2 separate regions of the Homo sapiens genome follow, and region 1 is linked to region 2. Evidence: chromatin loops called from intact Hi-C (ENCODE). Cell type or tissue: A673. All regions are shown on one strand. Each heading gives the region's core, and the rest is flanking DNA. Links, peaks and the distances in the headings are about the cores only.

Evidence for each region. A loop is a pair of places that touch in the nucleus more often than their neighbours do. Peaks named below come from ENCODE experiments on the same cell type or tissue, not always from the same donor. Only the 100,000 strongest peaks of a DNase experiment are listed, where the experiment ranks them.
Region 1: a loop joins it to region 2, with 6 times the contacts of the local background. A loop is called at or near these places in 2 of 110 quality-filtered maps.

Annotation. Positions count from the first base shown.
Region 1 is chr1:6,101,414-6,116,787 of GRCh38, forward strand. CHD5 (chromodomain helicase DNA binding protein 5) reads right to left here. Exons shown (of 42, transcript NM_015557.3): 34 at 11,496-11,585; 35 at 10,727-10,864; 36 at 10,362-10,470; 37 at 8,981-9,113; 38 at 8,382-8,577; 39 at 5,203-5,366; 40 at 4,982-5,096; 41 at 4,821-4,874; 42 at 374-4,014. The coding sequence ends at 4,867. Among named protein-coding and RNA genes, the nearest start is that of KCNAB2, 63 kb to the left of the region's middle. RefSeq lists enhancers at 716-1,217, 1,087-1,256, 1,218-1,717 and a silencer at 7,543-7,642. In A673, for the core only: a CTCF peak has its summit at 7,612 (motif pointing right); a DNase peak (open chromatin) is centred at 7,648.
Region 2 is chr1:6,398,061-6,413,434 of GRCh38, forward strand. No RefSeq gene overlaps it. Among named protein-coding and RNA genes, the nearest start is that of ACOT7, 12 kb to the left of the region's middle. In A673, for the core only: a CTCF peak has its summit at 6,786 (motif pointing left); a DNase peak (open chromatin) is centred at 6,761.

The sequences.
Region 1 (15,374 bases), core at 4,429-12,428, 300 kb before region 2:
AAGGGAGGGTGCGTGCCTCCCCTGCCGCCCCCAACACACACATTCTCTTTCACCAACTCTGAGGGCCCAAAGCTGCTTGCTGGGAGGCTGCTGTCCCTCTGGGGACCTGGCTGGCTGCTGTTCTCATAAGGACAGAGGTCCAGGCCTGGGGAAGCTCTCATGGTATGTGTTTGGGGTACAGGTGAGAGGGGCCTCACCCCAGCACACCCCTGTTTCGGGCTCCCCTCCTTCCCAGTGAGCCCCTGCACCCGTGAAATGACCATCCCAGGCAAGAGAAGGCTTCCGGACACGCCCCCACCCCCCACCACTCCTCCCTGGCCCCAGCCCCCACCCCCATTCTAAATCTTGAATCTTAAAAAGAAAAAGCCTCTGATTAAATCCTTTCCCAAAGGATTTATTAAAACACAGAAAACCAAAACATACACACAGAGTACAAAGTAAAGGTGATTGTGTTGGCTACAGCCTCTGTCCAGCCTCCCGTGGGCGAAGACCAGACAAGCCACGGCTCACAGGGGAGCCTGGCTTCCAAAGCTGGACCCGCCCCCGCCGGGGCCACCCTGGCTGGGACTCCTGGCGCGCCTTGCACCCAGCCCAGGGCCCTCCCTTTGCCAGCCTGGGGCTGTGCCTGGGGAAAGGGGTCGGCCCCCTCTTAGCTGGGCCTGGGCCGGTGGAGTCTGCTCCCTCCACACCCCTGAACTCAGACCCCACGGGCCAGTGGGGACCCTCCCTTCCTCTCCAGGGGTGCTTGGGCTCCAATCGCTGCTTGAGGAGTTCAGGACACACACACACACCCAACGGGCCCTTTCTGGGTTATCGCACCTAAAAAAATACTTTGTTTAAAAAAAAAATCTGAAAATTAAAGAAAAAAAAAACACAACGCCAGTGAGTTTGGGCTGATGCACCACAACCTGTAAACTTTCAGACACAGAAAACAGGACAGGAACCAGCTGCCGAGGCCGAGGCGGGCCTTGCACAGAAGAGACTTGGGGGAGGGGCCGAGGCCAGGTCACCAAGACGGTGAGGGCAGAGGGGCGTGCCAGCCTCGGCCCCCACCCACGCCCTGTCCCCTGCCCACAGACCCTGACGCACACTGGAGGCTCCAAGTGACCGACACTTGACCAAGTCCATCTGGCTTCTGGCTCCCATGTACCCGAGCCCACTCTCCACTCCACCTCCTTGGGCCTCAAGTGTCCTGGGATGACAGGAGTGAGGGCTGCAGGTGTCACCGGGCCAAGGCTTGGTCAGCTCCTGACCTCGGCAGGGGAGCACCCGGGGGACTCTGGGAAGGCAGCCCCCAAAAGCAGGAGGACTTCAATCATAGGGGGCAGGGAAAGTCCAGCCTGCCCCTGGGGGAAGCCAAGTTTGCAAAAAACGCAGGAGCTTCGGAAGGTGGCTTTCACGGGGGACGCTGCTTCTGCCTCAGGCGTGTATGAGAGGGCCCTGCAGACGTGCTCACTCCACCCCGAGTCACCTGAGCCCATGGGGCAATGCCTTCCAAGACCTTGGCTCAAACATGGCTCTGCAGAAGCCCTACTCAGCACTGGCTTAAAGTGGCTGGAAATTTCCAATCGCAGACTGGCACTTTGGGCTCGCGTTCATGCCCGAGGACCCTGATTCTACCAGCAGCAAAAACCAAACCCAGCCCAAAGACGCCAAACATACGGACACCACCATCACCACTTTTGGCAGAGATGACTGACAAACCAAGAAGGACATTCTCAGATCTTTTCTCCTCTCCCAAACTGGTCAGCCCCAAACCCGCTCTGACTCTAGTAGCCCACCCCTCCCGGGCCCCGGGGTGCTGGCCACGGACAGCACCACCCCTTCTGGACCAGGCAGTGCAGGGGGCCCAGGCCCAAAGGAGCCCTGGCCAGGCTTTCCTGGGTGCCCGAGTCTAACCAGGCAGAGGAGAAGGGAGCCCTGGCGAGGCCTGGGAGGGAAGCAGAGAGGAAGGGACAGAGCAAGCCTGCCTGAGAGGAAGGCGCACAGGGGAGGGACCATCAGCCCTTGGGGTGGAGACACAGACCCCTGCCCTGACCGCCACAGGCCTCCAGTCCTGCTGCTCGGGACCTATCTGCTGTGGGCCAAGGAAGGTGGGCACTGCTCCCAACGAGGGCCAACCCCAGTGCTTGCCACTGCTTGTTTGGGGACGAGGGCACGGGAGTGAGCTTCTGACCCGAGCCAGGACCCTTTGCCAGGAGGCACCGCAGAGCACACAACACGCATGTGGATGAACCATAACATGTGAGCCCGCTGACAATCATCTCCACTCCAGGGTGCTCCCCACTACGCCCACGTGCAGTGTCAGGGTCGGGCTGGCCTTGCAGACCTGGATCCAGACTGGAGTGTGGGAATGCGCCAAGAGGAAGGACTTGTAGGTCCCGCCCTCCGGGGTTCAGAGACAGCCTCATTATGAGTGAGGCATATAGGGCTTAGGGAGGGCCAGGCAATCGCTCCAGTGTCTGCAACACAAGCTGGTGAATCCTGACCCAGCCCTGGCCCCCTCAGTCCCAGGCAGGCCCTCTCCAAGGAGCTGAGCCCCAGCCCGTGTGCACCTCCACCCCAGGCCCAGCTGGGTTTTTCACGCAGCCCTTTCCTAACATTCCCAGGATTCTGCACCCCAAGGCACCTTCCCTGGGAAGGTCCCAGTACAAGACTCAGAAACGCCTTCCAGGTCGACCTGGGGCCAGGAGAAGGATCACACACAAACAGGCCTAGGGAGGGCCTGACCTGCTCCCCATCTCCGTCCCCAACTTGGAGGGGCAGGGTCCGGGGGAGTGGGTGGGATTCCAACAACCCACATGTGGGAAGATGGTTTTGGGATGTCAGGGCGCTCCTGGCAGGAAACAAGGCAGCAAGCCCTTGGTGCTGCGGCTGGGAGGGGTCTGCAGAGGGCACTGGGTCCAGTCCCCCTCCAGGCAGAACTCTCCCCACGCCTTCCAAGAGTGCAGCCTCAGGCAAAAAGCCCCCGGGAAGGCCTTTCCAGGGACAGGGGAATGGGACAAGTCCAGGCCCCCAGGGGCAGCCCGGTTCCACCTCCGGAGGTGGGCAGGGTAGGCATCCCAGGGCACAGGGCAGGGCCAGGGTCTCCTGGGCCAGCTCAGGGCCCATGACCCTCCTTGCTGGGGCGCAGCTATCACTGCCCTTAACCACACCTCTGGCAGAAGGCAAACCCAACGCAGCAGTGGCTCCGAGGCAAGTGCTGCCCCCCCCCCAGCCCACCCTCCCTGGGATCATACGCTTCTGCCTGCTGTGAAGAGCCGGGGCCACAGGCCCCCCACTGGTAACAGAGTCCAGGGCCTTCAAGATGCGCTGGGCCGGGGACAGACACCTGCTGGCAGAGGATCCACCTCCCCACAAGGAGAGAGCAAACACCTGGCGGCCTCCAGCCTTGGCAGGAAGGAGGGGAAATGTCAGCCAGGGTCTCACCATAGGGCTGGACAGCGGCTCCCCAAACCTGCCCTGTCTGGTGCTGGGAGGCTCCAAGCGGGCAGGGGGCCAAATCAGAAGGGGCTGTCACACAGGTGCAGACAGGTCAGGTAGGGGACACTGAGGGCTCCTAGGGCACCGGGCGCCATGTCCTCCCCAGCTGGGCTGAGTCCACAGGGCAGTGCCAGGACTACCTTGGGTCTGGAACCCATCGGTAAAGAGACATCAGTGCTGCAGGTTCGAATCTTCCATACGTCATCCAACTTTTATCAAGACAAACGTGTTCAAGTCTTCAATAGGAAAGTGCAAAAGATGTACAAATAAATGAAATCTCTTCTAAGAAGTCGTCTGGAAAAGGTGGCGAGGGGGCACGTCCGGCGTGGTTGTGGGGGCAACGCTGTGTGGAAGAACACTTGAATTATGATGAGGTGGCACTTCTGGGCTCTGGCCCAGCTGAGCTGGGCCTCGTCCTCCATGTGATGGCATTACTAGGTTTCCCTTTTTGTCCCAAGGTGGCGCTGGCTCCTAAAAAGGTGGCAGCTTTTCTCTCCCATGTGGGTCGGGCAGGTGGCCCGGCAGGCGTGGCTGCAAAACGCAAATCAGTGGGTTAAGCAGGTGGGCAGTTATAGGGGGCATCAGGGTGGCACCCAACAGCCTGTAGCTGCTTCTCCACCTATCACAACCAACTATGATCGGGGTGCCCCCCAGCCATGACCTCCCAGCCACAGGCTGCCGGGCCAGGCCATGAGCTACACCCAGAGTGCCGAGAGCACCCAGGAAGCAGCAGTGGGCAGGGGCAGCCAGCCAGGAAGCCCCTCTGGAGCCTCCTCCAGCAAGACACGGTTCCCACAGGGACAGACACAGCGTAGTGGAGGCTGGTGGCCCCAGAGAAGACCAGAATGAACTGGCAGTTTCTCTGAAATAAGCCCCCTCTCCTGGCCAATAGCCCCCACAAAACCCTCAGCCACCCTCCTGGTCCTGGGCAGGAAGTGAGGGTGTAAGACAAGATGTGATGTCTGCCACCAGCAGGACAGCAGGGGCAGGACAGGGCTCCAGGCGGGGGCAGCAGTCTCTGACTTCCGCTGGGAACATGTGTGCAAATGAGAACACATGTGCACACACAGGAGCTCACCCAAGTCCACCGACCCCTTCATGTCCTGCCACCCCAGCCTCCCAGTGGACAGACACGCTGGCCACAAGGTGGTCCCAGGGCCAAGGGGGCAAGGTAGAGGGGCTCCAGGCAGGTGGGTGGCTCTCAAAGCCGCCGGAGGCAGTAAAAGCTCCAGGACTTAGGGACGGGAGTCAAGTGCAGGGGCAGGGCTGACTGTGGCCAGGCCTGGTTTGCCAGCAATGGGGTGGCGGGGAGGAACACAGCACCCAGCAGCCCTCACCTCAGCTGGAAATGAGCGCTGCAACACAGGGAAGTCTCGAGGACGGCTAGATATCTGTCAAAAAAAGAGGAGAGCCGGGCTTGCCTGACGTTGGCAGCAGCAGGCAGGCCGGGCCCGGCGGGCACCCGTGTGCATGCTGCCCGGAGCGGACGGGCACCTACCGGTCACATAGGGCCCCAGGGGCATCTGGTTGTAGTTGACAATCCCTCCCGGTCCAGGGCCCCGGAAGTTGGGCCCAAAGTTGTTGCTGTACATCTGGGAGGAGCCGAAAGCGCCCTGGAGGCAAGGACTCAGCTTCACAGGTGGTCTCAGGCCCCCCACCCAGCCTCCACCCAGGGGCACGCCAGGGGGCTCGGGCCGGGGCACACAGGCCGAGCCTGACCTGCTGGATGGTGGGGTCCCCGGCGCGGTTGGTCAGGCGGCTCAGGATGCTGCGCTCCGACATCTGCAGCCGGGCGGCCACCGGGGGGATGCGGGACAGCATGGATGGCAGCCGGGTCACGTCGGCCTTCATGTCGCTCAGCAGCTCCTCCAGCTGGTTCAGGACTGTGGTGGGAGGCGGAGGGATGGTAGGATGCAGGGATGGAGGGGTGGAGGGATGGAGGAGTGGAAGGATGGAGGGATGGAGGGGTGGAGGGGTGGAGGGGTGGAGCAGTGGAAGGATGGAGGGATGGAAGGATGGAGGGATGGAGGGGTGGAGGGGTGGAGGGATGGAGGAGAGGAGGGGTGGAGGGGTGGAAGGATGGAGGGGTGGAAGGATGGAGGGATGATGGAGGGATGATGGAGGGATAATGGAGGGAAGATGGAGGGATGGAGGAATGATGGAGCGATGGAAGGATGATGGAGGGGTGGAAGGACGGACGAATGGAGGGGTGGAAGGACGGAGGGATGGAGGGATAATGTAGGGATAATGGAGCGAAGATGGAGGGATGGAGGGAAGGTGGAGGGATGGGGGAAGATGGAGGGATGGAGGGATGATGGAGGGATGGAGGGATGATGGAGGGATGGAGGGATAATGAAGGGATGATGGAGAGATGGAGGGATGATGGTGGGATGGCGGAGTGGAGAGATGGAGGGATGATGAAAGGATGATGGTTGGATGTTGGAGGGATGGAGGGATAATGAAGGAATGATGGAGAGATGGAGGGATGATGGAGGAATGGAGGGGTGGAGAAATGGAGGGATGGAGGGATGATGGAGGAATGAAGGGATGAGGGAGGGATAATGGAGGGATGGAGGGATGATGAAGGGATGATGGATAGATGGAGGGACGATGGAGGGATGGAGCGGTGGAGAGATGGAGGGATGGAGGGATAATGAAGGGATGATGGAGAGATAAAGGGATGTAGGGATGATGAAGGGATGATGGATAGATAAAGGGATATAGGGATGAAGCGATGATGGAGGGATGAAGGGATGATGGAAAAATGAAGGGATGATGGAGGGATAATATAGGGATGGAGGGATGATGGAGAGATGGAGGGATGATGGAGGGATGAGGGATGATGGATGATGGAGAGATGGAGGGATGATGGAGGGATGGAGGGATGATGGAAGAATGAAGGGATGATGGAGGAATAATGGAGGGATGGAGGGATGATGAAGGATAATGGAGAGATGGAGGGATGGAGGGATGATGGAGGGATGGAGGGGTGGAAGGATGGAGAGATGGAGGGATAATGGAAGATGGAAGGATGGAAGGAAGGTGGAGGGACGGGATGATGGAGGGATGGAAGGATGGAGGGATGATGGAGAGATGGGGGATGGAGGGATGAAGGGACGGTGGAGGGATGGGTGATGGAGGGGTGAAGGGATGGAGGGATGGAGGGATGGAGGGATGATGGAGAGATGGAGGGATGATGGAGGGATGGTGGAGACATGGAGGCATAGAGGGATGATGGAGGGATGGAGGAATGATGGAGGGGTGGAAAGATGGAGGGATGATGGAGGGTTGGAGGGGTGGAGAGATGGAGGGATGATGGAGAGATGGACGGGTGGAAGGATGGAGGGATGGAGAGATGACGGAAGGATGATAGAGGGATGGAGTGATGATGGAGAGATGATAGAGGGAAGATGGAGAGACGGAGGGATGAAGGGATGAAGGTATGATGAAGGGATAATGGAGGGATGGAGGAATGGAAGGACGAAGGGATGATGGAGGGATGGACGGGTAGAGAGATGGAGAGATGGAAGGATGGAGAGATGATGGAGAGATGGGGGATGGGGGTGGAAGGATGGAGGGAGAATGGAAGGATGATGGAGGGATGAAGCAATGATGGAGATGATGAAGGGATGACGGAGAGATGGAAGGATGAAGGGATGGAGGTATGATGAAGGGATAATGGAGGGATGGAGGGGTGGAAGGATGGAGGGATGAAGGATGACAGAGGGATGAGGGATGGAGTGGAAGGACAGAGGCATGGAGGGATAATGGAAGGATGGAAGGATGGAGGGGTGGAAGGATGGAGGAATGGAGGGATGATGAAGGGAAGGAGGGATGATGGAGAGACAGAGGGATGGAGGGTTGGAGGCATGGAAGAATTATGGAGGGATGGAAGGATGGAGGTGTGGAAGGATGGAGGGATAAGGGATGAGGGATTGAGGGGTGAAAGAATAGAGGGATGGAGGGGTGGAAGGACGGAGGCATGGAGGGATGATGGAGGGGTGGAAGGATGGAGGCATGGAGGGATGGAGGGATGAAGGGCTGTGCCAGGGGAGGTAGCCCGAGAGCTGGGGCTTATTTGCAAGGGTGTATGACTGCACTTGCCCAGAACCGGGCACCAGGGGGTGCCCTGCACCAGGCCCTCCCAAGCTGCAGGCAGCACTGCCAAGTGGGGACACAGCAGGAGCTTCCAAAGAACTCCTCCCAGGAGCCCCTCTGGGCTGGGCAAGGGCCCACGGGCTGCAGACGAGCCAGCCAGAAGCGCTGCCTGACGCTGGGCTTCCCTCCTAAGAGTTCTCAGGGAGACCTGCAGCCCCAGGCCCTACTGGGCACAGGATCAGAGTACACCAGGGAGGGCTGCAGGGCACAGGGAGGGGTCCAGCAACTCTCACCACAGGGCCACCCCTCCCCCAACCAGCCGGGAGCCCCGAGGGCAGAAGTGTGCCCTGTGACCACAGGCAGAGATGTGCAGCCAGCACCAAAGCTCTGAATCCTGGGAGATCTTGGGCAAACTACTTCCCTTCCCACACGGGGCCAAGGAGAAGGCTCCAGGCTGATGGGTATTGCCCGGGCTAAAGACACAGTGCATTTAAGTCACGCTGTCAGGACTCAGAAGCCTTTACAGTTTCGTGGTTTTCTGTGTCACTAGCCCGGGCCGGGGCCCGCACAGAGCAGGCTTGAGAAACAGGCTGGAGAAGCAAGCAGCCTCAGTTTCCCTGCAGGGGAGATAAGGGGTCTGATGACAGGACTGTTCCATCTTGGCCCAGAAGTCCACCGCCCTCTGGGCTGACATCTGTCCCCAGCCCCTACCCCATCAGTGCCCTCATCTACAGCCAAGAGCGCTCGCTGGGCAGGAGGAAGGGCGGGGGGCTGCACCGTGGGGGGCAGGACTTGCTCACCCTTGTGCAGGACGGCATTGGCAGGCTTGTTCCCAGCAAGGGACTCCTTGGACAGGTGCTGGTGGCTCTCGGCGAGGCACTCCACTTCAGCCAGGCGGGCGTTGAGGGCCATGGCGGGGTGGTTGGGGTCCTGCGTCATGTTCAGGTACGCGGCCCTCCGGAGCTGCTCCTCAATGACCAACGCCTGCTCCAGCAGCTGGGGGCGGGGCGCAGCGTCGGCCCGGCCCCTCCCGCTGAATGGCTACCCTCCGTGCTCCACCAGCGCCCACCCCAGGCCAAGGCTCCCGGCAGAAAGGAGGGAAAGAGGACGTACTGCCATCTGCTGCCCACCCTGGCCTGGTGGTGGCCAACCCTTGGAGCTGTCACCAAGCTGGGTTCTCTGTACCCCAACACCCCAAGGCGGCAGATACTTCCCAGTGGGGCCAGGGCCAGAGCAAGGATCCACCACTGTTAGTTGATGGACATACTGCTGCTTCGTGGCAGCGTGACCCAGGTACACGGGGAGGGGTTGCTGCTCTCTAATTCCTTTGCCTTTGCGAGGGTCCTCCTGACACCGTCCCTCCCTGCCCCGTGCAGCCCTGGCCCTTCAGAAGACAGACCTTAAACCTGCGGGCCAGGAACTTGTTCTTCATCTCCAGGTAGTTGCCCTTGTGGACCTCAGACTTGAAGGGCTCGTTGAGGATCATGTACCGTGGGTCATTCTGGATGTCCTGCCAGCGGGCGTAGCCGTGCCTGGGTGGGGCACCATTAAGGGCAAACCTGGCCGTTAGAAGTGGTGGGGCCGTAGGGGGAGGCAGCTCAGGGAGGGGGAGGGGCCAGCCCGGGGGTCGGCATTCTGGCTGTACGCTCTCAGGCAAGTCCTTAAGCCCAGCTGCACGAGGAACATATTGATGACACAACAGTGACAGTATCAGCAGACACTGACAGGTGCCCTGGGTGCACCAGACACAGCCCCGGGGCTTCAGAGGGTTAACTCTTCACCCCAACAACCTGGGGTGCATACGTTTAAGTCTTGCCCCCAGTGCCTGTGAATGGGAACCTTTTTCGGAAATAGAGTATTTGCAGATGTAATGAAGTTAAGAAAGGGTCATGCTGGACTAGGGTGGGCCCTAAACTCAATGACTGGGATGCTTGTAAGAAGAGGAAAATTTGGGGCCAGGCATGGTGGCTCGCGCCTGTAATCCCAGCATTTTGGGAGGCCAAGGTGGGCAGATCACTTGAGGCCAGGAGCTCGAGACCAGCCTGGCCAACAAGGCGAAACCCCGTCTCTACTAAAATTACAAAAACTAGCTGGGAGTGGTGGTGCATGCCTGTAGTCCCAGCTACTCAGGAGGCTGAGGCAGAAGAATCACTTGAACCCAGGAGGCAGAGGTTGCAGTGAGCTGAGATCGCACCACTGCACTTCAGCCTAGGCCACAGAGCGAGACTCCATCTCAAAAAAAAAAGAAAAAGAAAAAGGCCGGGTGTGGTGGCTGACGCCTGTAATCTCAGCACTTTGGGAGGCCAAGGTGGGTGGATCACTTGAGGTCAGGAGTTCGAGACCAGCCTAGCCAACATGGTGAAACCCCGTCTCTACTAAAAATACAAAAATTAGCCAGGTGTGGTGGGGCACACCTGTAATCCCAGCTACTCAGGAGGCTGAGGCAGGAGAATCGCTTGAACCCGGGAGGCAGCAGTTGCAGTGAGCCGAGATCAAGCTGCTACACTCCAGCCTGGGTGACAGAGTGAAACTCTATCTCAAAAAAAAAAAAAAAAAGAGAGAGCAATGTGGACCCAGACAGAGACACATAAGGAAGAAGCCGGGATGACAGCGGCGGGGAGCGGGCGACACAGCAATGCCGAGGATTTCTAGCCACCGCCAGAAGTGAGGAAGATTGAGGAAGAACGAGGAAGGCTTCCCCCGGAGCTCTCAGAGGGCTCTCCCCGAGGTCCACGGAGGAACGGGCAAGTCCCTGCCCAGCCCGGCCTGGCCAAGGATACGTCACGATGCCCGCCAGCAGCCAGTAGTCATGGCGCCGGTGCCAGATGTCGTAGATTTTCCCAGAGGATACAGCAGCCCGCTCCTCGTTCTGCCACAGCGTGTGCAACTCTGGGAAACAAGCCAAGGTGAGCAGGGTGAGAAGTGCCCCAGCTCTCACGCACAGGCAGGCTTGGAGAGCCGCTCCCTCCCTACTTGCCACTGCCTCCACCCCCAGAGGTCCAGTGTTCCAGGGTGGCTAAGAAAGGTTATACGATGGACTTCCATCAACCAGTCACACTCTAGTATAAAGTTAACCACTGGTCTAGACTCCTGGGACCCACAGTCAGGAAGCCTCAGCTCTCTGCCCAACCCCCAACCCCAATACCCGTGAAGCCCCCGTCCGCGATGTTGAACATGAACTTGAATTTCCCCTTCTTGTCCTCCTTCTTCCCCTCGTCATCTTCCTCTTTGTCACCATTTTGCTGTGTTTCAATGGGCTCCTTCTCCTCAGCCTTGGTGTCATCTGCCGGGGACAGATCACATTCATTCATCCATCCATCCAAAAAGCAGTGCCCAGCGGCCTCTCTCTGCCAAGCACGGGGGACCCAGGAGGCAAGTAGAAAACATCCTCTTGTCCTCAGGGGACTCGCTGCCCAGAAGGGTCTTAAACAAGCCAACGGCCTCTCTCTCTGTCCTGGGCAGGGAGGCTTAGCTCCAGGTCCTAGTGCTCCTCCCCGACCACATCAGGACCACCCAGGAGTAGGACAGGAGAGCGCTGTGAAAAGTACAGTTCAAGTTCAAAGACAGAGCTGCCTGAGGGGGCTGATCTGAGGACAACTGTTCCAGAACATTCCAGGGCCTAGAGGTATGCAAAGCTTCCAGCTGAGCCCCAAATCCCCCAGGCCAGGCTCTATGACCAGCTCTCCTCTCTCTTAGCGGCAAGGGCACAGCAGGGCTCAGGAGAGAGTAGGGGAGAGGCTGTCCCCGGCATTGGCTGTGAGGGGCTGGTGAATCCAGGCTCCCACCTGCCAGCTCCAATCAGGCCTGGGGCCAAGGGGACGGCGCCTGGGAGACTGTGGGAGGCTGAACAGGGTCCAGAGGGCACCCTCAAGGGACCATGGGGCACAGGTAGAGAACACAGAAGAGCCCCAGACCTGGCCTGAGTTCGGAACTGTCCCCTCTGCTGTGGATCAAGCTCAGCTCCAGCTTGTCCAGGATCTTCTCCTTCTCAGGAAGCACCTCCTCTGCAAGAAAAAGAGGGTTCGCGGCATGGGGTGGGGTCCCAGAAAACACAGAGGACTCTGGGCTCGTGGCTTTCCACCCATGGAACCCTATCCATCAATATGTTCCGCAGAGTCCAACAGGTGCCACCAAAAAGAGCTCTCCTCGGCCAGGTGCAGTGGCCCATGCTGTAATCCCAGTATTTTGGGAGGCCGAGGCAGGAGGATCACTTCAGACCAGGAGTTCAAGACCAGCCTGGCAACATAGTGAAATCTCATCTCTACAAAAAATACAACAACTTAGCTGGGCTTGGCGCCATGCGCCTGTGGTCCCACCTGTTCAGGAAGCTGAGGTGGGAGGGTCGCTTGAGCCGAGGAGATAAAGGCTCCCATGAGCCGAGATGGCGCCACTGCACTCCAGCCTGAGTGACAGAGCAAGACGCTGTTTCAAAAAAAAACAGCACACAGAAGATGAGTTCCCAAGAAGAGAAGGAAATCACCGGGTGCCAGGAAGGAAGGGGAAACTGAAGGTGAGGAAGCAGGAGCTGGTGTCCAGGGGCCCCAGGTTGGGGTGATGAGACACCAGGAAGAAGCCTGGAGAGCTTGGAACTTGGAGCTGTGTCTCAGCACCCAGGCAGGACAGGGGAGGCCTCAAGCCCAAAAGATGCAGAGAACTGGAATGATGCCAACACGGTCCAACACCGTGGTCTCTGAAGGAAAGTTCTCACCACTGGCCACGGGAGTGAGATGGCCTGTCTCCACCACAGGATCAAGGAAAAGAAGGTCTCCAGTGAGGAACCCACACCCAACGCCTTGTCCTCGTGGGTGTGGGATATGAACTGGACCACCCAAGGCAGAGACAGCATCATAAAGCTGCTCCCAGAGGGACACCGCCCATGAAACCTCCCGGCCTGAGCCTCCAGAAACAAAAGGGGAGGGATGCTCCCACTCCCCAGAGGACACGGAGCTCCTGCAGATAAAAACCACAATCCAGGCCGGGCGCGGTGGCTCACGCCTGTAATCCTAGCACTTTGGGAGGCCGAGGCCGGAGGATCACAAGGTCAGGAGTTCGAGACCAGCCTGACCAATATGGTGAAACCCCGTCTCTACCAAAAATATTTTTTAAAAATTAGCCAGGTGTGGTGGCACGTGCCTGTAATCCTAGCTACTCGGGAGGTTGAGGCAGGAGAATCGCTTGAACCCGGGAGGCAGAGGTTGCAGTGAGCCGAGATCACGCCACTGCACTCCAGCCTGGGTGACAGAGTGAGACTCCGTCTCAAAAAAAAAAAAAATCACAATTCCTGATGAGGATGCACCCAATCTAAACCCAGAAAACAATGATCCCCCACCAGCCGACGCACAGGAAGCAGACAAGCGCCTGGGGCTAACAGGACAATGTCAGAGACTCTCAAACAGAGGTGTCCAATCTTTCGGCTTCCCTGGGCCACACTGGAAGAAGAACCGTCTTGGGCCACACATAAAATACACTAAACACTGATGACAGCTGATGAGCTTATATATATATACACATAAACACACACACACACATTTTTTTGTGATATATATATATATCACAAAAAAAATCTCATAATGTTTTAAGAAAGTTTATGAATTCGTGTTGGGCCACATTCAAAGCCATCCTGGGCCACATTTGTCCCACGGACCACACAGGTTGAAAAAGCTTGCTCTAAAATAAATATGTCTAGGGTGACCAAAGACAGAGAAAAAAGAAAAAGAAGGAAGAGAATCCACAGGGAAAGAATAAGACTCCCTCAAAACTAGAAAAAAAACATAAAATTTCTAGAAATGTGGGTGGATCACTTGAGGTCAGGAGTTTGAGACCAGCCTGACCAACATGGTGAAATCCTGTCTCTACTAAAAATACAAAAATTAGGCAGGTGTGGTGGCAGGCACCTGTAATCCCAGCTACTCAGGAGGCTGAGGCAGGAGAATCACTTGAACCCGGGAAGCAGAGGCTACAGTGAGCCGAGATTGCACCACTGCACTCCAGCCTGGGCGACAGAGCGAGACTCCATCTCAAAAAAAAAAAAGGGGGGGGCAGGCGCGGTGGCTCACGCCTGTAATCCCAGCACTTTGGGAGGCCGAGGCGGGCAGATCACGAGATCAGGAGATCGAGACCATCCTGGCTAACACAGTGAAACCCTGTCTCTACTAAAAATACAAAAAATTAGCCAGACTTCGTTAGCCGGGCGTGGTGGCGGGTGCCTGTAGTCCCAGCTACTTGGGAGGCTGAGGTGGGAGAGAGACTCTGTCTCAAAAAAAAAAAAAAGAAAGGAAACACACAATCATTAACATTTTAATTGCAGAATTTAATTGCAGAATTCCAACATGGGCTCCAAGACTTCCGGCCCTTGGTGTCCACGCCCTGCAAGATCCCCTGGAAGGTGAAGAGGACAAACTCGACTCCCCAGAGCAGGTTCCGTTTTGCGGCACGGGTGACCTTAAAACAGGGAGATGACCTGAGTAGGCCTAACCTGACCACACGAGCCCTTTTCTCTGGCTGGTCACAGAAAAGGAAGTCAAGGATGCGAAGCACGGGAGGGTTTCTGTTCACCACTGCTGGCTTGAAGACACACGAGGCTACATGGCAGGAATGTGGTGGCTTCCAGGTGCTGAAAACGGACCCAGCTGACAGCCAGCAAGGAAATGGGACCTCAGTCCTCCAGCCTCAAGGAACTGAATTCTGCCAACAACAAGGAGTGAGCATGGATGTGGACTTTTCCCCAGGGCCTCCAGATGAGAACTCAACCCACTCGATACTTTGATGTCCTGAACCTTGTGATATCCTGAGCAGAACACCCAGCTACACCACGCCAGGCATCAGACCCACACAACTGTGAGCTCATGGTGAGTGCTGTTTTAAGCCACTAAGTTTGCAGTAATTTGTGACACAGCCATGCAAAATAATACAACTGGGAAGGTTTTAAAAAACAGCTGTGCAAAGAAAATATACATGGAAGCTGGATCTGAAGATTACTCAAAAAGCCTGGCAGAGAAATAGATAACAAAAAAGAAGCAAAAGATATGAAAACTTATCAGCCCCCATCTTTTGCTAACCTTGTACTCTGCTTTCTTCTTTAGAGCATTTGGAGTCTGTGGTTGAACAACACGTATTTCTGTTTATTGTGGATTGCCTGTGTTCCCCAGTGGAATACAAACTCCACGGAATGAAGCTTTCAGCTGTTTTGGTTCATTGCTTGTGTCCTCAGTGCCTGGGACAGCATCTGACACTCAGCAGGCTCAAAATATATATATATATGCATGTGTGTATATATATGTTTGTTGGATGAATGAACCAATCAATGAGTAATAGGAATTCCAGAAGGACAAAATAAACATAATGAGGGCAAAGAAAATATTCAAAGAGAGAATGACTGAGAATTTTCCCACAATTGATGCAGGACATAAATATTCAGCTTTAAGAATCACAGTGAGTCACACACAAGATAAACAAAAACTTCACTCTAAAAACAAAACAAAAAATACCCTCCATTGTAGTGAAGCTACATATCACCAAAGACAAAGAGAATGTCTTCAAAGCAGTCTTTCAATGTGAGAAAAGATAGAAATGACAAACTTCCTAGACAGGAGCAGCAATTACACCAACAGCAGCCTTCTCAGCTTCTCAGCAGCCTTCTCAGCATAATGAATGCCAAATAAAAAAAGGAAGAATATCTGCAAAGTGCTGAGGGAAGATCCCTATCCCATCTTCAATTGTACTAACTATTCAAGAGTAAAAGAAAAATAACAATGAGAGAATTTACCATTCCCAAAAAAATTGCTGAAAGCACC
Region 2 (15,374 bases), core at 2,820-10,819:
GCCTGCTCTGCTGGCACTGCCTCCCTGCCTCCTGTCAGAACTTTAGACAAGCCCCAAGCAGTGCTTGAACTCTTGAGGTCTCATTCTGTCTCATCACTTTTTTTTTTTTTTCCTTCAGACAGGGTTTCATTCTGTCACCCAGGCTGGAGCACAGTGGTGCAATCACAACTCACTGCAGCCTCGACCTCCTGGGCTCACATGATCCTCCCACATCAGCCTCCTGAGTAGCTGAGACCACAGGCACACACCACCATGCCCGGCTATTTTTTGTATTTCTTTATAGAGTCTGGTCAGGCTGGTCTCGAACTCCTGGGCTCAAGCGATCCACCCATCCTGGCCTCCCAAACCAAAGTGCTGGGATTACAGGCATGAGCCACCATGCCTGGCTGTCTCATCACTCTAAATTTATTGTTATTTTTATTTTTTTGAGACAAAGTCTCGCTCTGCTGCCCAGGCTGGAGTGCAGTGGCGCGATCTCGGCTCACTGCAACCTCTGCCACCCGGGTTCAAGAGATTGTCGTGCTCCAGCCTCCAGAGTAGCTGGAATTACAGGCCCCCACCACCACACTCAGCTAATTTTTTTATTTTTAGTAGAGACAGGGTTTCACCATGTTGGCCAGGCTGGTCTTGAACTCGCGATCTCAGGTGATCTGTCCGCCTTGGCCTCCCAAAGTCCTGGGATTACAGGCATGAGCCACTGCACCCAGCCTGTCTCATCACTTTAAGTCCCATCTGTATAATACATATCTCTGGCCAGCTCAGAGCTCTCCCCTAAATTCCAGATCCATGTATCCCTTGTCTGCACCAAATCTCACTTTGGTTGCATGGCAGGTACCCGACACTCACCTTGTCCTGATGCCCCTCAGAAATGGCCATCCCAGGAAATTGCAGTCCCGTCCCTCCAGTTGGTCAAGCCAAGACCCAAGGAGTCACCCGTGACTCTCTCTCTCCCTCACACCCCTCATCCAAACCATCAGCACATCCTGCAAGCTCTGCCTTCACAATGAATCTGGGATCTGAACAGTCCTCACTGTGGCATTCAGGGTTCTGCCCCACAGCCACATCCACGCTTCTGACCTCATGAGCTCTCTCCCCTGGCTCACTTAGCTCCAGCCACCCTGAGCTCCCGGACAGTCTTCGAATGTGCCGGACATATCTCAGAGGCTTCACGCTTGCTCCTTCCTCTGCCTGGGCCACCCTTTACTCAGGCAAACATCACCTTCTAAATAAGGCCTTCCCCAGCCATTCTCTATTAGGCCCATTGCAGTCCCCCCACTCTTCTCCAGTACTCCCAGTTTTCCTCCCTGGTTTATTTTTCTCGTTAGCACCTAACACCATTTAATACGTATTGCACCCATATGTTTATTGCCTCTCCCCCAACTAGAAGGTATAGAGCAGGAATTTTTTACTGTTTTATTCACTGCTGTATCCCAAGCTCCAAGAAGAGTGCCTAGCACATAGTAGGTACTCAATAAATATTTTATGAATGACTTCATAGAGATAATTATTATATCAACAGCAGATATTAATTCATTATATTTAGCTTATACTCTTTAAAAATATTGACAAACTGTCACTTTAAACAATCTTTAAATATTTTAAACTATCTTTAAATATATGGTTTAGGCCGGGCGCAGTGGCTCATGCCTGTAATCCCAGCACTTTGGGAGGCCGAGGTGGGCAGATCACAAGGTCAGGAGATCAAGACCATACTGGCTAACACGGTGAAACCCCATCTCTACTAAAAATACAAAAAATTAGCCGGGCGTGATGGCGGGCGCCTGTAGTCCCAGCTACTCAGGAGGCTGAGGCAGGAGAATGGCTTGAACCTGGGAGGCGGAGCTTACGGTAAGCCGAGATCCCACCACTGCACTCCAGCCTGGGCCGCAGAGCAAGACTTTGTCTCAAAAAAAAAAAAAGAAAAAATATGTATATATCTATATATGGTTTAAATAGGGCTGGGCGTGGTGGCTCACGCCTGTAATCCCAGTACTTTAAGAGGCCGAGGCAGGCAGATCACGAGGTCAGGAGTTCAAGATCATCCTGGCCAAGATGGTGAAACCCCATCTCTACTAAAAATACAAAAATTAGCTGGGCACGGCAGCGCGCACCTGTAGTCCCAGCTACTCGGGAGGCTGAGGCAGGAGAATCACTTGAACCCAGAGGGCGGAGGCTGCAGTGACTCAAGGTCGCGCCACTGCACTCCAGCCTGGGCATGAAGTGAGACCCCATCTCAAAAAAAAGACTCACTGCTGCCTGTACCTCACTGGCTTCAGCGGTCCTCCCACCTCGGCATCTCAAGTAGCTGAAACCCCAGGCACACGCCACTGGCTGTTTTTCTATTTTTTGTAGAAATGGGGTTCTCACCATGTTGCCCAGGCTGGTCTTGAACTCCTGGGCTCAAGCAGTCTCCCCACTTTGGCCTCCCAGAACGCTGGGATTTCAGGTGTGAGCCACCATGCCTGGCCAGGAATCATAATATTGAGGAAAAGGAGGAAGATATAAAAGAATCCCTGGCCGGGCACGGTGGCTCACGCCTGTAATCCCAGCACTTTGGCGGGCCAAGGTGGGCAGATCACGAGGTCAGGAATTCAAGACCAGTCTGGCTAACATAGTGAAACCCCGTCTCTACTAAAAATACAAAAAATTAGCTGGGCGTGGTGGTGGGCACCTGTAGTCCCAGCTACTCGGGAGGCTGAGGCAGGAGAATGGCATGAACCTGGGAGGCGGAGCTTGCAGTGAGCCGAGATCCCGCCATTGCACTCCAGCCTGGGCAACAGAGCGAGACTCCGTCTCAGAAAAAAAAAAAAAAAAAAAGACCGATCTGGCCAACAAGATGAAACCCCTTCTCGGCCGGGCGCGGTGGCTCATGCCTGTGAGCTTGCAGTGAGCCAAGATCATGCCACTGTACTCCAGCCTGGGCGACTGAGTGAGACTCCGTCTCAAAAAAAAAAAAAAACCCTTCTCTACTCGGGAGACTGAGGCAGGAGAATCGCTTGAACCCAGGAGGCAGAGGTTGCAGTGAGCCAAGATCACGCCTTTGCACTCCAGCCCAGTTGACAATGCAAGACTCCGTCTCAAAAACAACAACAACAAAAAAAAAAAAAAACAAAAGAAAAAAACCAACGAATACCTATAGTATCATGCCACACACGCAATGATCTAAAACTCTGTTAGGAGAACATAAGTAGGTGGTAAAGCTATAAAGAACAAGGAAATTATTATCACAAAACTCAGGATAGCGGGTACCTCTCAACGGAAGCGAGAGGATTGCGCTGGGGGATCACCTGGGGGTCGGGAGTGTTCATGTTTTCTTGACCTGGGGAATAGTGTACATGCTTACAATAAATGTTTTACATTGTGCATATGTTTTATGCATTTTTATGTTTATGTTCCAATTTTTTTAAATTAATGGGAATATCTGGGATGTGAGGTTGTGGACAATTTTCTTTCTTTAAATTTTTTTTTTTTTTTTGAAACAGAGTCTCACTCTGTTGCCCAGGCTGTCGCTGGCACAATCTCAGCTCACTGCAAACCTCCGCCTCCTGGGTTCAAGGGATTCTCCTGCCTCAGCCTCCCGAGTAGCTGGAACTACAGGCATGTGCCACCACACCCGGCTAATTTTTTGTATTTTTAGTAAAGACAGCATTTCACCGTGTGAGCCAGGATGGTCTCCATCTCCTGACCTTGTGTTCCGCCTGCCTTGACCTCCCAAAGTGCTGGGATTACATGCGTAAGCCACCAAGGCCGGCCTCTTTCTTTATATTTTTAAGGAAGTAGTGAGCCTGCCTCGTGGTTAAGGGTGTGGACCATCCAGTCAAAATTCTGTATCATAGCTTTACTTCCTACCCAGGCAGGTCACCTACCCACTCACTGGGCAGGTTGCTTCATCAGTAATGTGATCATAGTGCTGTGAGAACTGAACAAGTAAGGGAAGACATGCAATTAAGCATTCTAAAATATTAACTATTAGTGTATTTGACTCCATTAAACATAATAAATGTCAGTTTTTGAACTGAAGATTTATATAACTCAGAGCTCTAAAATAGAAGAGGACCAGGCTCAGTGGCTGACTCCTGGAATCCCAGCACTTTGGGAGGCCAAGGCAGGAGGATCACTTGAGGCCAGGGGTTCAAGACCAGCCTGGGCAACATACAGAGACCCCACCTCCACAAAAAATTAAAAAATTAGCCGAGTGTGCAGTGACTCACGCCTGTAATCCCAGTACTTTGGGAGGCTGAGGCAGGTGGATCACGAGGTCAGGAGATTGAGACCATCCTGGCTAACACAGTGAAACCCCGCCTCTACTAAAAATACAAAAAAAAAAAAAAAATTAGCCGGGCGTGGTGGCGGGCACCTGTAGTCCTAGCTACTCGGGAGGCTGAGGCTAGAGAATGGCATGAACCAGGGAGGCAGAGCTTGCAGTGAGCCGAGATCACACCATTGCACTCCAGCCTGGGCGACAGAGCGAGACTCCGTCTGAAAAAAAAGAAAAAAAATTAGCCGGTTGTGGTGGCACACACCTGCAGTCCCAGCTACTCTGGAGGCTGAGGTGGGAGGATTGATTGAACCCAGGAAGCAGAAATTGCAGTGAGCCAAGATCACACCAATGCACTCCAGCCTGGGTAACAGAGCGAGACTCCGTCTCAAAAAAAAAAAAAAAAGAAAAAAAGAAAGGTGTGTGGAACAGGGCCTGGCATAGAGGAAGGGCTGTGTACAGCTTTGTGAATCAGCTTGAGAAGCCAAGCAGCCCTGGGGTCCTGGGGGCTGCAGGAATGGATGCGTTTGACCAGATGGGAGGGATTCAGATCACCTTGGCCCAAGGAGAAGACCCTAACTGGTTCAAGCTGGGATTCACACAAGAGGAGGACACTGCAGGATTCTCCAGGGTCTGCCATCACAGCCTCCCAGGAATCATACAGGATGCAGCCGGAGAGCCGCTCTGTTCACACAGCCACTGTGTTTCTTTCATGTTAATGAATTTAGCTCTTGTGTTTATCCTCTGCAGAGATGATAGACACTTCATGATTATTCCTCTTGTCCATGGAATTGAATAGACAAGACCCTAAGTCTGTTGCCAGCAGGAAATGTGAGTAAATGCTGAAGCATACACATAGTCTTCTGTTCCCAAAGGGCCGACACATCTAAAAGACAAACAGAAGAGGCTACTTAGAGGGGCACGATGGCTCTCCTCTGTAATCCCAGCACTTGGGGAGGCTGAGGCAGGTGGATCACTTGAGCCTAGGAGTTCCAGACCAGCCTGGGCAACATGGCAAAACCCCGTCTCAAAAAAAAAAAAAAATTAGCCGGGCATGGTGGTGTGCACCTGTGGTACCAGCTACATGGGAGGCTGAGGCGGGAGGATCTCCTGAGCCTGGGGAGATCATCTGGACATCAGAGTAAGACCATCTCAAAAAAAAAAAAAAAAAAGGAACAGCCTCTCCTCCTAACTGAACCTTTTTTTTTTTTGAGACGGAATTTTGCTCTTGTGGCCTAGGCTGGAGTGCAATGGTGCCATCTCAGCTCACCACAGACTCCGCCTCTCGGGTTCAAGAGATTCTCCTGCCTCAGCCTCCCAAGCAGCTGGGATTACAGGCATGCCATGTGCCACCATGCCTGGCTAATTTTCTATTTTTAGTAGAGACAGGGTTTCTCCATGTTGGTCAGGCTGGTCTCGAACTCCTGACCTCAGGTGATCCACCCACCTCGGCCTCCCAAAGTGCTGGGATTACAGGGGTGAGCCACCGCACCCGGCCTTTTTTTTTTTTTCTTTGAGACAATGTCTTGCTCTGTCCCCCAGGCTGGAGTACAGTGGCATGATCACAGCTCACTGCAGCCTCAACCTCCTGGACTAAAGAGGTTCTCCCACCTGAGCCTCCTGAGTAGCTGGGACTACAGGTGTGCACCACCAACCATGGCCAGCTAATTCTTTTGATTTTTATAGAGACGGGGTCTCAGTATGTTTCCCAGGCTGGTCTCGAAGTCCTGGACTCAAGTGATCCTCCTGCCTTGGCCTCCCGAAGTGCTGGGATTACAGGCATGAGTCACTGTGCCTGGCCTAACCTGATCTTTAAAGTCAAGTGCTCTGACCCCAGAATGAACCACTCCAAAGAGACCTAAAACTCATAAACGACCCATTTGAAAGCGGGACCCATAATCCAAGAGGGAAGGTCAAAAATAAATGGGTCATTTCCCGGAGAAGAAAAACACCTCTATGTTTGGAGTAGACATACATTCATTTCCCAAAAGCAGCATTTGGAGATCATCTCTTTAAGTAGGTCAAACTTTATAACTAGAATTATAGCCGTGCCCCGGTGCCTGCAAATTAACGGGGTTAGTGGGAGGAGATCTAAGTGACATGACCTGGCCGGGCGCGGTGGCTCACGCCTGTAATCACAGCACTTTGGGAGGCCGAGGCGGGCGGATCACGAGGTCAGGAGATCGAGACCATCTTGGCTAACACGGTGAAACCCCGTCTCTACTAATAATACAAAAAAATTAGCCGGGCGTGGTGGCAGGCCCCTGTAGTCCCAGCTACTGGGGAGGCTGAGGCAGGAGAATGGCGTGAACCCGGGAGGCGGAGCTTGCAGTGAGCCGAGATCGCGCCACTGCACTCCAGCCTGGGCGACAGAGCGAGACTCCGTCTCAAATAAATAAATAAATAAATAAATAAATAAATAAATAAATAAATAAATAAAAGTGACATGACCTGTGAAATTCTCCGCGTTGCTTCCCGTAAGCCGCAAGGCGCTCCGTCTCTCGGTCTGTGGCCCTCTGGCTCCACCTAGGGGCCGAGCAAATTCCCAAGCGCTGGGTCCCGCGCCCCACCCGGGATCCCACCTGGGCGTCATCTCTTGGGGCGGTCTTGCTACAAATCACAATAAACGTTCCCCCACTCAAATTTTTAACAAGAACTCCGTGATTATGACAAAAGACACACAGTCAAGGGTAATTCTATTTTTCCTCATGATAATAAAAAGCTGAGGTATAATTGTATGTTTCTCAAGGGCCTTAAAGAAAAACGATGTTGGTTTTATGCATCAAGTAATTGCTGTGTGAAGAGCTAAAGGGCCCTCATGTGCAGGAGATAATCAGCGGGAGCTCTGCACCAGTGTGACTGTGGCCAACACACTGGAGGCGACTGCTCCCAGCCCGCAGCCCCACCCAGCAGAGGCCGGAGCCCAAGACGGTGCCCGAGTCGCTTCCTCACCGTTGGTGAGCAGGCTCCCAGAGAAAGAACTGCCTTCCAACCAAACGCCCACCAGATGAGGGAGATTTGGGCGAAACGGCCACACATTCATCTTGACACCTAGGATCACTCAGAGAGCAGAACTACCTTCTGTCCTCAGCAGGACAATAACTCAAGTTAGATTCAGCATCAGCGGGAATGACCTGGAGGGGCTTCCTAACTGGTGATGAGGCGGCTAACTAGTTGAGTAAAAATGTTATAAACCAAAGGGTCCGGAGTCTTACAGTCCAAACCCACCTCCATGCACCTCCTAGCTGTGTGGCCTTAGGTAAGTTCCTTGGCCCCTCTGCACTTCAGTTTTCTCATCTGAAAATGGGGCAATAATAGTATCTACCTTGTCAAGTTTGTATAAAGATTAGGTGAGTTACCAGGCACACATCAGAGCAGGGCCTGGTGCAGAGGGAGAGCCTGGTAGATAGCACCATTATACCTAATTCATAGTGAGCATTCTCAAGGGCCAAACAGGCATTTATTGAGCATCTTATATATACCAGGCCCTGTGCTGGGCGCTAGTATCTTACCTATGATACCACATGGTACAGAAACCATCTGGGTATTCATAAAGGGCAGTTGCAGAAAAAATGCACAAATCGTAATTGTACGGCTTAATGCATGATCATAAAGGAATGCACCCATTAACCCGTCCCCAGATCAAGGAAGACATCACCAGCACCCCAGAAGTGCTTCTCTTGCTTTCTGCCAAATATGGGGACCTCTTCTCCCTAAAGGGAATAACCATCCACAACATCAGTGCTGTAGTGGGTAGCAGGAATTTGTGCATGCTTGTTGCTGTATAATGTTGCATTGCATGAATAATGAATATAAGGATCTTTGCATTTCTTTTTTTTTTTTTTTTTTTTTTTTGAGATGGAGTCTCACTATGTCGCCCAGGCTGGAATGCAGTGGCGCAATCTCAGCTCACTGCAAGCTCCGCCTCCTGAGTTCACGTCATTCTTCTGCCTTAGCCTCCTGAGGAGCTGGGACTACAGGCACCCGCCATCATGCCCAGCTAATTTTTTGTACTTTTTGTAGAGATGGGGTTTCACCATGTTAGCTAGGATGGTCTCGATCTCCTGACCTCGTGATCCACCCTCAGCCTCCCAAAGTGCTGGGCTTACAGGCATGAGCCACTGCACCTGGCCTGCACTTCTTTCTTTTCTTTTTTGGAGACAGAGTCTCACTCAGTGGCCCAGGCTGGAGTGCAGTGGCACAATCTTGGCTCACTGCAACCTCCACCTCCCAGGTTCAAATGATTCTCCTGCCTCAGCCTCCCGAGTAGCTGGGATTACAGGCACCCGCAATCATGCCTGGCTAATTTTTGTATTTTTTGTATTTTGTTGTTGAACATGGGGTTTCACCATGTTGGCCAGGGTGGTCTCGAACCCCTGACCTCAAGTGATCTGCTTGCCTCAACCTCCCAAAGTGCTGGGTTACAGGCATGAGCCACCATACCCTGCCAAATTATGATTCATTTAATGTCTGTGGCATCTATAGTGACTCCCCTCTTTCATCCCCAATATTAATAACTTGCAACATTTCTTTTTTCTTTAGTAGTCAAGCTTAGTTTATCAATTTTATTGATGATTTAAATAAATCAGCTTTTGGTTTCAAGTATTTCATCTATTTTCTGTTTTCTAGATTTCTGTTCTTTTTATTTCCTTCCTTTGACACATTTTGGATTTAATTGGCTCATCTTTTTCTAGCTTCTTAAGCTGGAAGTTTAGATAATTGCTTTTTTTATTTTCATTTTTTTGAGACAGAGTCTCACTCTGTCACCCAGGCTGGAGTGCAGTGGGGCAATCTCAGCTCACCGCAACCTCTGCTTCCTGGGTTCAAGTGATTCTCCTGCCTCAGCCTCCTGAGTAACTTGGATTACAGGGGTTTCGTCATGTTGTCCAAGTTGGTCTCGAACTCCTGACCTCAAGTGATCTGCCCACCTTGCCCTCCCAAAGTGCTGGGGTTACAGACATGAGCCACCATGCCTGGCCAGATAATTGCTTTTCTTTTCTTTTGTTTTGTTTTATTTGTTTGTTTGTTTGTTTTGAGACAGTCTCGCTCTGTCACCCAGGCTGGAGTGCATTGGTGCAATCACCTGGCCAATAATCGCTTTTAGATGTTACTTTTCTCTTTTCTTTTTTCTTTTTTTTTTTTTGAGACGGAGTTTCGCTCTTGTTGCCCAGGCTGGAGTGCAATGACACGATCTTGGCTCACCACAACGTCTGCCTCCTGGGTTCAAGTAAGTCTCCTGCCTCAGCCTCCCAAGTAGCTGGGATTAGAGGCATGTGCCACCACGCCTGGCTAATTTCGTATTTTTAGTAGAGACGGGTTTCTCCATGTTGGTCAGGCTGGTCTGGAATTCCCAACCTCAGGTGATCCGCCCGCCTTGGCCTCCCAAAGTGCTAGGATTACAGGCGTGAGCCAATGCACCCTAGGTGTTACTTTTCTAGCATAATCCTTTAAAACTCTGAATGTACCCGCAGGCCAGCATGGTGGCTCACGCCTGTAATCCTAGCATTTTGGGAGGCCGAGACGGGCGGATTGCCTGAGCTCAGGAGTTCGAGACCAGCCTGGGCAACATGGTGAAACCCTGTCTCTACTAAAATGCAAAAAATTAGCTGGGCGTAGCGGCATGCACCTGTAGTCCCAGCTACTCTGGAGGCTGAGGCAGGACAATCACTTGAACCTGGGAGGCGGAAGTTGCAGTGAGCCGAGATCGTGCCACTGCACTCCAGCCTGGGTAACAGAGTGAGACTCTATCTCCAAAAAAAAAAAAAAACTCTAAATGTACCCACAAGCATTGTTTTAGCTATATCTCATAAATCTTGCTATGTTGTTGTATTTTCATTTCCATTTAGTTCTTAACATTCTCGAGTTTACCTTGTGATTTCATCTTTGACTCATTAGTTATTTATAAGTCATTGTTAATTTCGGGCCAGGCAGGGTGGCTCATGCCTGTAATCCCAGCACTCTGGGAGGCTGAGGAGGGCAGATTGCTTGAGGTCATGAGTTCGAGACCAGCCAGACCAACATGGCGAAACCCCCATCTCTACTAAAAATACAAAATTAGCCGAGTGTGGTGGTGCACACCTGTAATCCCAGACACTCTGGAGGCTGAGGCAGGAGAATCGCTTGAACCCAGGAGGCAGAAGTTGCAGTGAGCCAAGATGGTGCCATTGCACTCCATCCTGGGCAACAAGAGCGAAACTTTGTCTCAAAAAAAAAAAAAAATTGTTTAATTTCCAAGAATCTGAGGAGTTTCTGGCTCTCTCTCCCTTTTTTCTCTCTTTCTTTTCTTTCTTTTTTTTTTTTTTTTTTTTTGATGGAGTTTTGTTCTTGTTGCCCAGCTTGGAGTGCAGTGGTGCGATCTCGGCTCACTGCAACCTCCACCTCCTGGGTTAAAGCAATTCTTTTGCCTCAGCCTCCAGAGTAGCTGGGATAGCAGGCATGTGCCATCACACCCAGCTAATTTTTTTTAATGTATTTATTTTTAAATGTATTTATTTATTATTTTTTATTTTTTTGAGACAGAGTTTCACTCTTGTCACCCAGGCTGGAGTGCAATGGCGTGATCTTGGCTCACTGCAACCTCTGCCTACTGGGTTCAAGCAATTCTCCTGCCTCAACCTCCCGTGCAGCTGGGATTCCAGGCACCTGCTACCATGCCCGGCTAATTTCTGTATTTTTTAGTAGAAACCCAGTTTCACCATGTTGAAATTTTTGTATTTTTAGTAGAAACCCAGTTTCGCCAGACTGGTCTCAAATTCCTGACCTCAAGTGATCCACCCGCTGAGGCTTCCCAAAGTGTTGGGATTACGGCCATGCCCCGCCAGTTTCTGGCTATCTTTCTGTTGTTGGTTTTTAATTTAATATTGTGTGGTCAAAGAACATACACTGTATAATTTCAGTTCCTGTAAGTCTATTGAGACTTCTTTTATGGCCCAGCAGATGGCCTACCTTTGGTGACTGTTCTACAAGCCCTTCAGAATGTGAATAGAATAGCTGATGTTGGGTGTAAGATTCAAGAATGGTCAATTAGACTGAGTTTATTGATAAGGTTGTTCAAGTCTTCTATACCTTTACTGGCTTTCTCTATACCTGTTTTATCAATTACTCTGAGAAGAGTGTTGAAATCCCCAACTATAATTGTGAATTTGAGTATTTCTTTCAGTTACCAGTTTTTACTTCTTATATTTTGAAGCCCTGTTACTAAGTGCATACACAGTTGGATTTTTTTTTTTTTTTTTTTGAGAAGGGACCTTGCCCAGGCTGGAGGGCAGTGGCTTGATCGTGGCTCACTGCAGCCCCAACTTCCTGGGCTCAAGCCATCCTGTCACCTTAGCCTTCTGAGTAGCTGGGACCATAGGTGTGTGGCACCACGCCCAGTTAACTTTTTTATTTTTTGTAGAAATAGGGTTTCGCCATGTTGCCCAGGCTGGTCTCAAACTCTTGGGCTGAAGTGATCCTCTTGGCTCAGCCTCTCAAAGTGCTGGGATTACAGGCAACTGCCACCTGCCTGGCCCACATTTGGAATTTTTAAAATTGTAATGTATCCAACACAAAGAAAGGACAGGTGTCAAAATATCAATAAAAAATATATTCATTCCTATAATCCCAACACTTTGGGAGGCTGAGGATTGTTTGAGGCCAGATGTTCAAGGCCAGCCTGGCCAGCATAGTGAGACCCTGTCTCCACAAATTTTTTTTTTTTTTTTTTTTTTTTTTTTTTGTGATGGAGTCTCGCTCTGTCGCCCGGGCTGGAGTGCAGTGGTGCGATCTCAGTTCACTGCAAGCTCTGCTTCCCGGGTCCACGCCATTCTCCTGCCTCAGCCTCCTGAGTAGCTGGGACTACAGGCGCCCGCCACCATGCCCGGCTAGTTTTTTGTATTTTTAGTAGAGACGGGGTTTCACCATGTTAGCCAGGATGGTCTCCATCTCCTGACCTCGTGATCCACCCGCCTCGGCTACCCAAAGTACTGGGATTACAGGCGTGAGCCACTGCGCCCGGCCAAAATTTTTTTAAAAAGTTTTCCCAGCATGGTGGCACGTACCTGTAGTCCTAGCTATTTGGGAGGGAGAGGCAGGAGAGTCCCTTGAGCCCAGGAGCTGGAGATTACAGTGAGCTGTGATTGCATCACTGCACTCCAGCCTGGCTGACACAACCAGACCCTGTTTCTAAAATAAGTAAATAAACACACAGACAAACACACACACACACATTTCCAAATAGCCAGAAGAGAAGAATTGTAATGTTCCCAACACAAAGAAACGGCAGGTATCAAAATATCCATAAAAATATATTTCAAAATAGAAATGTCTTTATCTTCTTGATGAAATGACCCTTTTATCATTATGCTTGTTTGTTTTTTGTTTTTGAGATGGAGTCTCGCTCTGTCACCCAGGCTGGAATGTAGTGGCGCAATCTTGCCTCACTGCAACCTGTGCCTCATGGGTACAAGCGATTCTCCTGCCTCAGTGTCCCAAGTAGCTGGGATTACAGGCGCAAGTCACTGTACCCGGCTAATTTTTTTTTTGTACTTTTAGTAGAGACAGGTTTCACCTTGTTGGCCAGGCTGGTCTCAAACTCCTGACCTCAAGTGATCCGCCTGCCTCAGCTTCCCAAAGTTCTGGGATTACAGGCACGAGCCACCACGCATGGCCCCCTGCAGCTTTGAAGTCCCGGGCTGGAGTGGCCAGCAAGGGCACTCTATGGACTGGACAATTAAAGTGGACAAAGGATGGTCAGGAGACTGTGGCAATGGCCCAAATAAAAAGTAATGATCCTCCCATACCTGAAACAGTTTTCAGACCGGGAAGGAAGGCTGGGTCCCCAGGAGAAGGACCCAGCAAAATACACAGGAATGACTTACCTGGCTATCCCCAAAGAAGCCTACAGCATTTATCGGGTTATTGTACCATAGGGAGGGTGGAATACACACCCATTTCTAGGACCATTGGACATAGTGTTGAAGCTCACATTGATCCTGAGATCCAAGGTCATCATCTGTCCCTCTCAGAGTGGTGACATGGTGGTGGCCAGATTGAAAGGAATCCTGGCCTTGTCTGGCTTGCAATGGGTCCACTGGGCGAGTGGCCACTGTGGCCATTTCTCTGGTCCTCGAATGTGTAATTGGAATATAGAGACTTGACACTTGGCACAGCCCCCACATTAACTCTTTGGCCTGTGGTGAGAGCTATCACAGAGGGGAAGGTCACGTATAAATTCAACACTGCTCCCTGCCCCCAAGACAGTAAATCAGAGCAATCTGGAATCCCAGAGGATGCCAAAAATGGATGTCACTCCTAAAGACGTAAAGGTTCCATCACATCTTCATTGCATTAGTTAGTTTAGATCCTACAAAAACCACATGGACCCTAAAGGACTAGAGCAAACTCAGCCAAGTAGTAGCCCCATTGCAGATATAGTGTCTTTTGGGGTTTGGTTTTTTATTTTGATAGTAAAATACACATAACATAAAATTAACCATCTTGGTCGGGCATGGTACCTCAGACCTGTAATCCCAGCACTTTGGGAGGCTGAGGTGGGTGGATCACCTGAGGTCAGGAGTTTGAGACCAGCCTGGCCAATATGGTGAAACCCCAACTCTAATAAAAATACAAAAATTAGCCGGGTGTGATAGTGGGTGCCTGTAATCCCAGCTACTCAGGAGGCTGAGGCAGGAGAATCTCTTGAACCCAGGAGGTGGAGGTTGCAGTGAGTGGAGATCATGCCATTGTACTCCAGCCTGGGTGACAAGAGCGAAATTCCATCTCAAAAGATAAAAAATAAAATTAACCATCTTAACCTTTATTTTTTTGAGATAGGGTCTTGCTCTGTGGTCCAGGCTGGAGTGCAGTGGTGTCATTATGGCTCACTGCAGCCTTGATTTACCAGGCTCAAGCAATCCTCCCACCTCAGCCACCTGAGTAGCTGGGACTATAGGCACACGCCACCATGCCTGGCTAATTTTTTTGATTTTTAGTAAAGATGAGGTCTCACTGTGTTGCATAGGCTAGTCTCAAACTCCTGGGCTCAAGCAATCCTCCTGTCTTGTCCTCCCAAAGTGCTGGGATTACAGGTGTGAGCTACCACGTCTGGCCATCTTAACCATTTTTTTTTTTTTTTTTTTTTTGAGACGGAGTCTCGCTCTGTCGCCCAGCCTGGAGTGCAGTGGCGTGATCTCGGCTCACTGCAAGCTCCACCTCCCAGGTTCATGCCATTCTCCTGCCTCAGCCTCCCGAGTAGCTGGGACCACAGGTGCCCGCCCCCACGCCCGGCTAATTTTTTGTATTTATAGTAGAGATGGGGTTTCACCGTGTTAGCCAAGATGGTCTCGATCTCCTGACCTCGTGATCTGCCCGCCTCGGCCTCCCAAAGTGCTGGGATTACAGGCGTGAGCCACCGCGCCCGGCCCATCTTAACCATATTTAAGCATCATGCACATTCACATTGCGGTGTAGCCATCAGCAGCATCCATCTCCAGAGCTCTTTTCCTCTTGCAAAACTGAATCTCTGTACCCATGAAGCACCAACTCCCCATTCTTCCCACCCCCCAGCCCCTGCCAACCACCATTCTTAGATGTGATATCTTTGTTAGAGCAGATTAACTTGCTCTCAGGTGTATGGTCTGCGGCCATTGACTCAAGCACAGGGAATGAGAACTTCTGGAAGTGGGCCTGGACATCTGAATTGCACAGGCTTCCCAGATAGGTACGAAGGAACAAGAAACAAAACAAACATTACCGCAAATGAAACACTGTGTAAATATGTGGATTACATCCTGTAAGTACGAAGAGAATGGAAGGCATTTATCTTGTTATTGTCACTGGGGCAGATCCGGAGTCAGCTCTGGGCGGAGATGGATTTACCCTGGAGCTGCTGAAGCTTAAGCTGGGGGCTGCTCAGGAGCCTGGATGTAGAGTAGGAAGCAGTTCTGAGCATGGAGGGGAAGCCAGGTGTGCCAGCCAGAAGCATCCTATGAAAAGAGAGGCCAAAAGGATGAGATGTGAATCTCCAAGCACCACTAGTTAATATGACTTATTTTCATTCTGAATATTCATTTTCATACTTAGAAGTCTATATTCGTAATTTTAGATTAGTTCTCCTACAAAGGGCCTCAAAATTTAG